3 separate regions of the Homo sapiens genome follow, and all the other regions are linked to region 3. The links are chromatin loops, found by intact Hi-C in ENCODE. Cell type or tissue: CD4-positive, alpha-beta T cell. All regions are shown on one strand.

The links. Peaks named below come from ENCODE experiments on the same cell type or tissue, not always from the same donor. Only the 100,000 strongest peaks of a DNase experiment are listed, where the experiment ranks them.
Region 1: a loop joins it to region 3, with 3 times the contacts of the local background. A loop is called at or near these places in 15 of 110 quality-filtered maps.
Region 2: it touches region 3 in a loop (6-fold over the local background); 17 of 110 quality-filtered maps call a loop at or near these places.

What each region holds. Positions count from the first base shown.
Region 1 is chr18:35,121,938-35,124,437 of GRCh38, forward strand. All of the region lies in intron 4 of MAPRE2 (microtubule associated protein RP/EB family member 2), which reads left to right. Among named protein-coding and RNA genes, the nearest start is that of MAPRE2, 82 kb to the left of the region's middle. In CD4-positive, alpha-beta T cell, no CTCF peak of the experiment used is centred here; a DNase peak (open chromatin) is centred at 1,104.
Region 2 is chr18:35,354,155-35,356,654 of GRCh38, forward strand. No RefSeq gene overlaps it. Among named protein-coding and RNA genes, the nearest start is that of ZNF24, 11 kb to the left of the region's middle. RefSeq lists enhancers at 849-1,369, 2,022-2,500 and a silencer at 1,011-1,190. In CD4-positive, alpha-beta T cell, a CTCF peak has its summit at 1,106 (motif pointing left); a DNase peak (open chromatin) is centred at 1,127.
Region 3 is chr18:35,025,458-35,027,957 of GRCh38, forward strand. It overlaps a transcript of MAPRE2 not described here. Among named protein-coding and RNA genes, the nearest start is that of MAPRE2, 15 kb to the right of the region's middle. In CD4-positive, alpha-beta T cell, a CTCF peak has its summit at 1,146; DNase peaks (open chromatin) are centred at 1,124 and 1,984; H3K27ac peaks cover 530 bases.

The DNA of each region.
Region 1 (2,500 bases), 96 kb after region 3:
AGTTTTGTGAGAACATTCTTGTTCTAGTGCCCAGGTAAGGGGGAAAGAGTATCTGGCAGCCCCAGAAATTTTAGAGTGTGGTTGTTAGAAGGCAGCGAGACCTAGAAAGCAAATAAACAAAAACAAGTTCTTAACTCTAAAGAGTTATGCTGTATGTTAGGATATTGTCTTTTATTTATTCTGAAAAAGAAAACATGAAATCATTGAATATAATGAGGACAAAAGGTTTCATTTTTATTTTTATACATTTAGTATTTCTTAATCATGTGACAGCTGTGAGGGGTAAATTACTTCCGTTTCAAATTGCAGCTTGGGATGATTTAATGAGCCCACTTTACATTTATTTGAAAACAAGCTTTTAGTTTAACTGTTAATTATGGGGTTTTTTTGTTGTAGTTGTTGTTTTACCCAAACCTCGGAAGATACTAAGATCTTTCCCATGCCTTTCCTGTTCTTTAATTTCTTCACATTTATTCATTTGAAGGTAAAAATGTAGTTAAGTAGGCCTGATCTCACATATCCTCATGCATCATTTATTTTCCTGTTATCAGTTTTTCTCCGAACAATAGAATTTCAAGATCCCTCTCATTTTAAATATCAAATACTAGTTACCTAAGTGATTGATTATTAAATGTTTAGAATTTTTTTTCCATTTCTTCCTTCACTCAGCCTGCACTGTGTCCCCGTTAGTGAGGCTTAACGGTGGGGCAGAAGCGGTGCTTCCATCCCACATGTGTGTAGGTGGTGGAGCAGCAGAGGTTGCCGAGCCTGATTTTCATCGCCTGCACCTCTCTCATCTCAAAGGGATCCAGGAGGTGCACGTGTGTGTGCCAGTGGGAAAGCCCTGGGGCCCTAGGCCACCACCTGACCTTTGCCTGATTCGTGAGCACAGATGCCATTTTAGGGCCGAGACTCTGCTGAACCACAGCTTGGTGAGTCCAAGCCACACAGGCAGGTTGAAGTTGGGCTCTGTTAACAGAAAGGGATATTTCCTCAGGGGAAGAAAACAAAACAAAACCTGTTTCCCCAAGTGGCTGTGTGTGGCTAGAAGGGGGAGAGCATCAGTAACTGCAGCAGCTGTGCCCTCCCTCCCTGCCGTGAGCCATGCTGAGCGCCTCCAGCGGCCGGGGATTCTCCCTGCGTGTCTCACTGCTCTCCTGGCCAGTGTCCTCTGCTTCTTCATAGTTGCTCTTCCCCGATAACGTGGCTTTGCCCAGGGGTTTGGCTTGCCATGACCCCTTCTACATCTTATCAAACATTTCAGTTTTTTTTTCAAGCTCTGTTTGATAATACCCTGAGAATATAATTAGTGGTAGCCCTTTATTGTAAGCAATCAGCTTCTGTTTCTTCCATGATTTTTTCTTTTTAAATTGACATCAGACTGGATAAGGCCAGATACCAGAACATGAGTGTGTCTGATGATCCTAGCTCAGTTATTGCAACGACTTTTTTGTTGCTGACCTGCCTATGAAAGACTGCCAGGGTGGGTGGGTCGTCACATGCTATCTAGGGAAGCCCCCTCTGCAAGGCTGTGTCCCTCAGGAGGGGCCAGTGAGCATGGCACAGGCTTGGACAGCCCAGCATAGACCACTCAGAGTTAAGCATATACTGACTGAGTTTACTCCACCTCTCCTAATTGTGTAGGTAAGGAGCCTAAGTAATTTACAGAAGGTAATCTTAAGAGGAAACCAAGGAGGAGCTCTCTTTCTGGGAGGCTGATGGTTTTTATTTGGTTTCCTTCTTGTCTTGCTGGTTCTTTGTGTCTGTGACTTTGACATTGGCATCAGCTCCTCAAGCTTCCCCTGGTGTCCTTACCCTGGAGAGATGCCTCTGCTAGGTCTTATATAATGAATTATAAAAACTATTATTGAATTTCTCTGGGTTAGGCACTGTGATTGGTGGTGAGAGCATAAGGTGACTAAAACAGATGAAACACCTATGTCCTAGGGTTTATGTTCATGGGAGAAGTAGACATTAAAGAAATAGCTGTACCACAACAGTGGAAAGTGTTCAGGGCACTGTGGCCTCCCAGACAAAGTGACATCTGAGCTGAGACTGGCAGGGTGGTAGACCTACTTGCTCAGAGGAGGTAGGGGACAGGAAGGAGGCAGAGAGAATACAGCCTGACTTGCATGGTGTATTAGTTCTTACAGTGCCATAAAGAACTGCCCAAGACAGGATAATTTATAAAGAAAAGAGGTTTAATTGACTCACAGTTTCTCAGGGCTAGGGAGGCCTCAGAAAACTTAAAATTATGGCTGAAGGGGAAGCAAACATGTCCCTCTTCACACGGCAGCAGGAAGGAGGAAGTGCCAAGCAAAGAGGGAAAAAGCCCCTTAAAAAACCGTCAGATCTCATGAGAACTCACTCAATATCACAAGAACAACATGGAGGTAACCGCCCCCCATGCTTCAATTACCTGCCACGGGGTCCCTCCCACAACATGTGGGGATTATGGGAACTACAATTCAAGATGAGATTTGGGTGGGGACACAGCCAA
Region 2 (2,500 bases), 330 kb after region 3:
TGACATCCCAAAGTGCTGGGATTATAGGTGTGAACCACCATGCCAAGCTGTGCATAATTTTCATATCTTGCCTTATTGTACTGGTTAGGACTTCAATTACAATGTTGAATAGGAGTGCAGAGTAGACATCCCTTTTTTTGTTCTCAGTCTTAAGGAGAAAAACATTCGGCCTTTCATAATTAAGTGTTATATTAACTCTAGATTTTTAGTAGATAACCTTTACAAGTTTGAAGAAGCCTCCTTCTATTCTTTTCATAAATGGATGTGAATTTTGTCAAATACTTTTCCTGCATCAATTGATATGACCATGTGGTTTTTCCTGTTGAGACTATTAATATGGTAAATTAGCTTCACTGATTTTTGAGTACTGAGTCAACCTTACAGTTCTGGGATAAACCCTCTTGGTCATGATGTTTTATCCTTTCTATACATTGCTGAATTAAATTTGCTAGTATTTTGTTGAGGAGTTTTGTGCCTACGTCTGTGAAGGATATTGGATTGTAGTTTTCTTGTACTGTCCTTTTTTTGTTTGTCGGTCTTTTACTGTCTGTGTCATTTAGATTCAGTAATTTCTATTGATTTATCACTATTTCCTCTGTCATCTCCGTTTCCCTATTGAACCCATCAGGTGAATATTTTATTTTGATTGTTGTATTTTTCACTTCAAAAATTTCCATTCATTTCCTCTCTATATCTTCCATTTCTTTCCTGATATATATCCTTCCATTCATTCACCCTTACTTTCAAAGCATGGTTATAAAACTTGCCTTAAAGTTTTTTCTGTGAACCCTAATGTCTGTATCATCTAGGTGTTGGCATCACTTGATTTTTTTTTCTCTTGCAAGTGGAGATATTCCTGGTTCTTTCTGTGCCTAGTAATTTTGCATTGTATCCTGCACATTTTCAATATTATGCTGTCAGATCCTGGGCATTATTTAAGTCATAAGGAGAATGTTGATGTTTTTCTTTAACAGTCAACTGCCCTAGTTAGGGTCAGGTTGCAAGTTCTGATCTGCATTGTGTGGGCTGTAGTTCCAATGTCAGTTCAGGTTTCACACATTTCCAGTTCAATTTGGGTCTTTGTGTCTGCCACCCAGTGGCCAATCTGGGGCCTAAGCGGTAGTCTATCTTGTAGCTCAGTTCTCAATGCCTGTGATGTGCCAGTTAGGGTCAGCTTCACACATGCGCAGTTTAGAGGCAAGCAGACAGCGCTCATACAAAACTTTAGGGGATCTCACTTGATCTCCATCTTCTTTGCAATAACTTTATCACTTTTCTGGCTCCCTGGGGTCTGTCTTACCAGTTCTTCAGTTAGAAAGCTGGGGTTTTAGTTTCCTGGTTTAGTTCTGCTGTTTACTTCTCCCAGCTGCATTCCGCATCCTGGTCCAAGCAGCCAGAGGACACAGAGAAAATAAAAGCAATGGGGATTTGCTCCATGCTTCTGGGACCAAAGCAACTCTGTTCAGAACAAAGTGTTCATCTCCCTCTGAGCTTAAAGTGCCTTCCCACAGCCTGGGTGACAGAGTGAGGCCCTGTCTCTAAAATAAATAGATCATTAAATAAATTAATTTAATTAAATGCCTTCCAAAAGACTACTGCCATTGCAATGCTGCTGACGCCAATGCTACTGCCATACTATTCCCTGAAGACTGGGGTAGAAGAGAAGGGAAATAAAGCAAAGAATACTGTATGTGGGATTTTCCCATTCTCTCTGACCCTTAGAATCCCCCTTTCCCACTCCAAACTTTATTAGGGCAGGGATTTTTTTTTAAAGCAGCTTCAATTTGTTTCTTCCAATACTTTTCTTTTTCATTGTGGTAAAATATATGTAACATGAAAATTGATCATTTTAACCATTTTAAGTGTACAATTCCTTAGGCCAGAGACAGAACTCTTATCTTGGAACTTTCTATTCATTTTCGGTGTGCACTTCTGGGTTTCAGGCTGCCTTTGAGTATAAGCAAAGAGATGCCAAGTGGGGAATTTCGTGCGCATCTGTGTGAAGAAACCACCAAACAGACTTTGTGTGAGCAACAAGGCTGTTTCTTTCACCTGGGTGCAGGTGGGCTGAGTCCGAAAAGAGAGTCAGCGAAGGGAGATAGGGGTGGGGCCATTTTATAGGATTTGGGTAGGTAAAGGGAAATTACAGTCAAAGGGGACTTGTTCTCTGGCAGGCAGGTGTGGGGGTCACAAGGTGCTCAGTAGGGGAGCTTTTGAGCCAGGATGAGCCAGGAGAAGGAATTTCACAAGATAATGTCATCAGTTAAGGCAGGAACAGGCCATTTTCACTTCTTTTGTGGTGGAATGTCATCAGTTAAGGCAGGAACTGGCCATCTGGATGTGTACGTGCAGGTCACAGGGGATATGATGGCTTAGCTTGGGCTCAGAGGCCTGACATTCCTGTCTTCTTATATTAATACGAAAAATAAAACTAGATAGCAGTAAAATGTTGAGATGGTGAAAATTTTGGGGGGTGGTATGGAGAGATAATGGGCGATGT
Region 3 (2,500 bases):
TATTTTAATGAGCTTAAAACATTGTGATTCTGACTTTAATGATGTACTCGATTGTAATTAAAGCAGTTATAAAGATGAGACAGTCGTGGCTGAATGTTCCCAACTCTATGTGCTCTTCACCCTAGGAGGACAGGGACTCAGAGGTAACAACTCGGATACTGTTAACATTTACATCATCAGAATTCATTTCACTAAATTGCCGTCCTCTCTGTAGTTTTTTAATAAAGCAAGCTGAAGTTATTTTCAAACAGTAGCTTAGAAGTCTAGCAGTTCCACTGAACATAGTCCAGTGGAATAATCAGATGTAGTAATAGATTCTTCCAAGAGCATTTATGAAGGATTCCAAATAGGAATGTTTACAGGTTCTTCTCTTTGTTTACCAAGTACAGAGGAAGCTTTGCTTATGCTGATACCAGGTGGCAAAACTAACATTCCAGGTTAGGCCGAAACCAAATTCAATCTTACTCTTTCTATACACGGTGGGGCATAAGTTTCTAAAGGTAGTTAGGTTTTACAGTGCCAAAAGAAAAACTTAGAATTTTTGTCTTGAAATGATAGGGAACCCCTGAAGACTTCTAAAAATGAAAGGAGGGAAGATAGAGCTGGTGGTGAGATGTGAATTGATTGTGAAGCAAGGAAACCTCTCTAGAGAGACTCATGAGGTAGGTGAGAGGAAGGAGCGTGTCTGAAGCAGGGTGTGAGCAGCGGGAGAGGAATGGGCAGGACATACCTGTCCCCCTGTGAAATGAACAGGTATGATGTCTGAATCAGACAGATGGGTAGAGAGGGAAAAACATTCTGAGGATTCAAAGCTAAGTGCTGGCTATCAGTTTAGCTCAAGCAGGAGATCTGGAGAGGGAGCCAAGTAGGAGAGAAGCTTCCTCATTAAATGTACTGTGTATTGTCTAAACCAATGGCCGCAACCTAATTTCTGTGCATGCCTCTGACCTGCTTATTCAGCAAGTGAGAGAATGCAGCGATGAATATGGACACCACACCACAGTCTCACATTTTTACAAGGTGCTTTTGGAAACCTGAATGGAGATTTGACTTTTTTTTTTTAGTTGCTTCCATGGCAACCCTCCCCATGAAAACAGGCGCAGTCTGCAGAGGCCTGTTCTTTTCTGTTGATGTTTGTCACTACCACATGGGGTCAGGTTTGTTCTTTCTCCCTCCCCAAAAATATTTGCTAGCTCTGTGGAAAAACTGCTGTTGCCCTAAACAGTTTACCTGCATCTGTACCCCGCTGTTCCTGTGCCAAGGTGACTAGGGACCTTCTGTGTGGCTTTGGCATCCCTCAGTTTCCAGATATAAAGCAGAGGACAGGTTCCCTCTACTCTCAAATTCCCATGGGCATGGCTGGGGATAGGAGAGCAGGCAGAGTCCCTCTTCAAGGACACTCACCAGCTCCTAACCCAACATCTCTAACCAGTCATGTAGTCTTGTGGCTTATAGTACGAACTTTAGTTTCTGAATCTTTGAAAGATCTTAAGCTTTTGATACTTGAAAATGAGACTCTGAGGCTCATAAACATTTCTTCAGGGTTTTTTCTCTGCCATGGGCTTACAAGTTGATTTTGAAACTCCGAAGTTGAACATTCATTCTTTTCTTCCTCTCTTGCATTCCTGCCCCATGCTGAAAACTCAGCGAGTAAAGAAGGTTCAGCAGGTGTGTGTGGCAGGTTTTCCAAAGTGGGTTACTACAATCTCTCCCATCCCACAGGTTTTCTTGCAGTGTGAGATTGACATTCCTCCTAGTTATGTTACCAGTGGTGTTGATAGCCCTTCCTCTTGAATCTGGGTGGAACTTTGTGGCAGCCCTGACCAGCAAAATACAATGGAAGTGATGCTCTGTGACTTCCAAGACTAGGTTTTAAAACTGCCATGCCCTTCTGCCTGCTCATTAGGGATGCTTGTGCTAGGAACCCAGCCACCATGCTGTGAGGAGCCCAGGCCACATGGGGAAGCCTTGCATAGGTGTTCCAACCAGAGCCCCAGCTGAGGCCCCAATTAAAAGGCAACGTCAGCCACCAGTCATGAGACTGAGGAAGCCTTTATGAAGACTTCAGCAGTCAGTCACCTTCCAACCATAGCTACATGAGAGACCATGGGTGACAACCACCTAGCCAAGCCCAGTCAACCTCCAGAATGACAAGAGATAATAATAAAATGATTATTGCTATTTTAATCCACCAAGTTTAGAGTCACAATAGAGAACCAACAGGGTTTTTCTGTTATCTGTTAATGCATAACAGCCTACCACAAAACTTATTAACTTAAAATAACCATTTGTCCTACATTATGGTTTTGTGGACCAGGAGTTCAGGAAGGTCTTGGTTAGGTGGGTCCTTTCTAATCCATATATCCATATAGTGTCAGCTGTGGTGGGTGAAGATGCAGGATGCTTCCTCAGTCACATATTTGGAGCCTTGGTACTCTTTGTGGTCTCTCCTCTCTTCCCCTCCCTCTCCATGTGTCCCACCCTCTGGGCCTCTCTACAT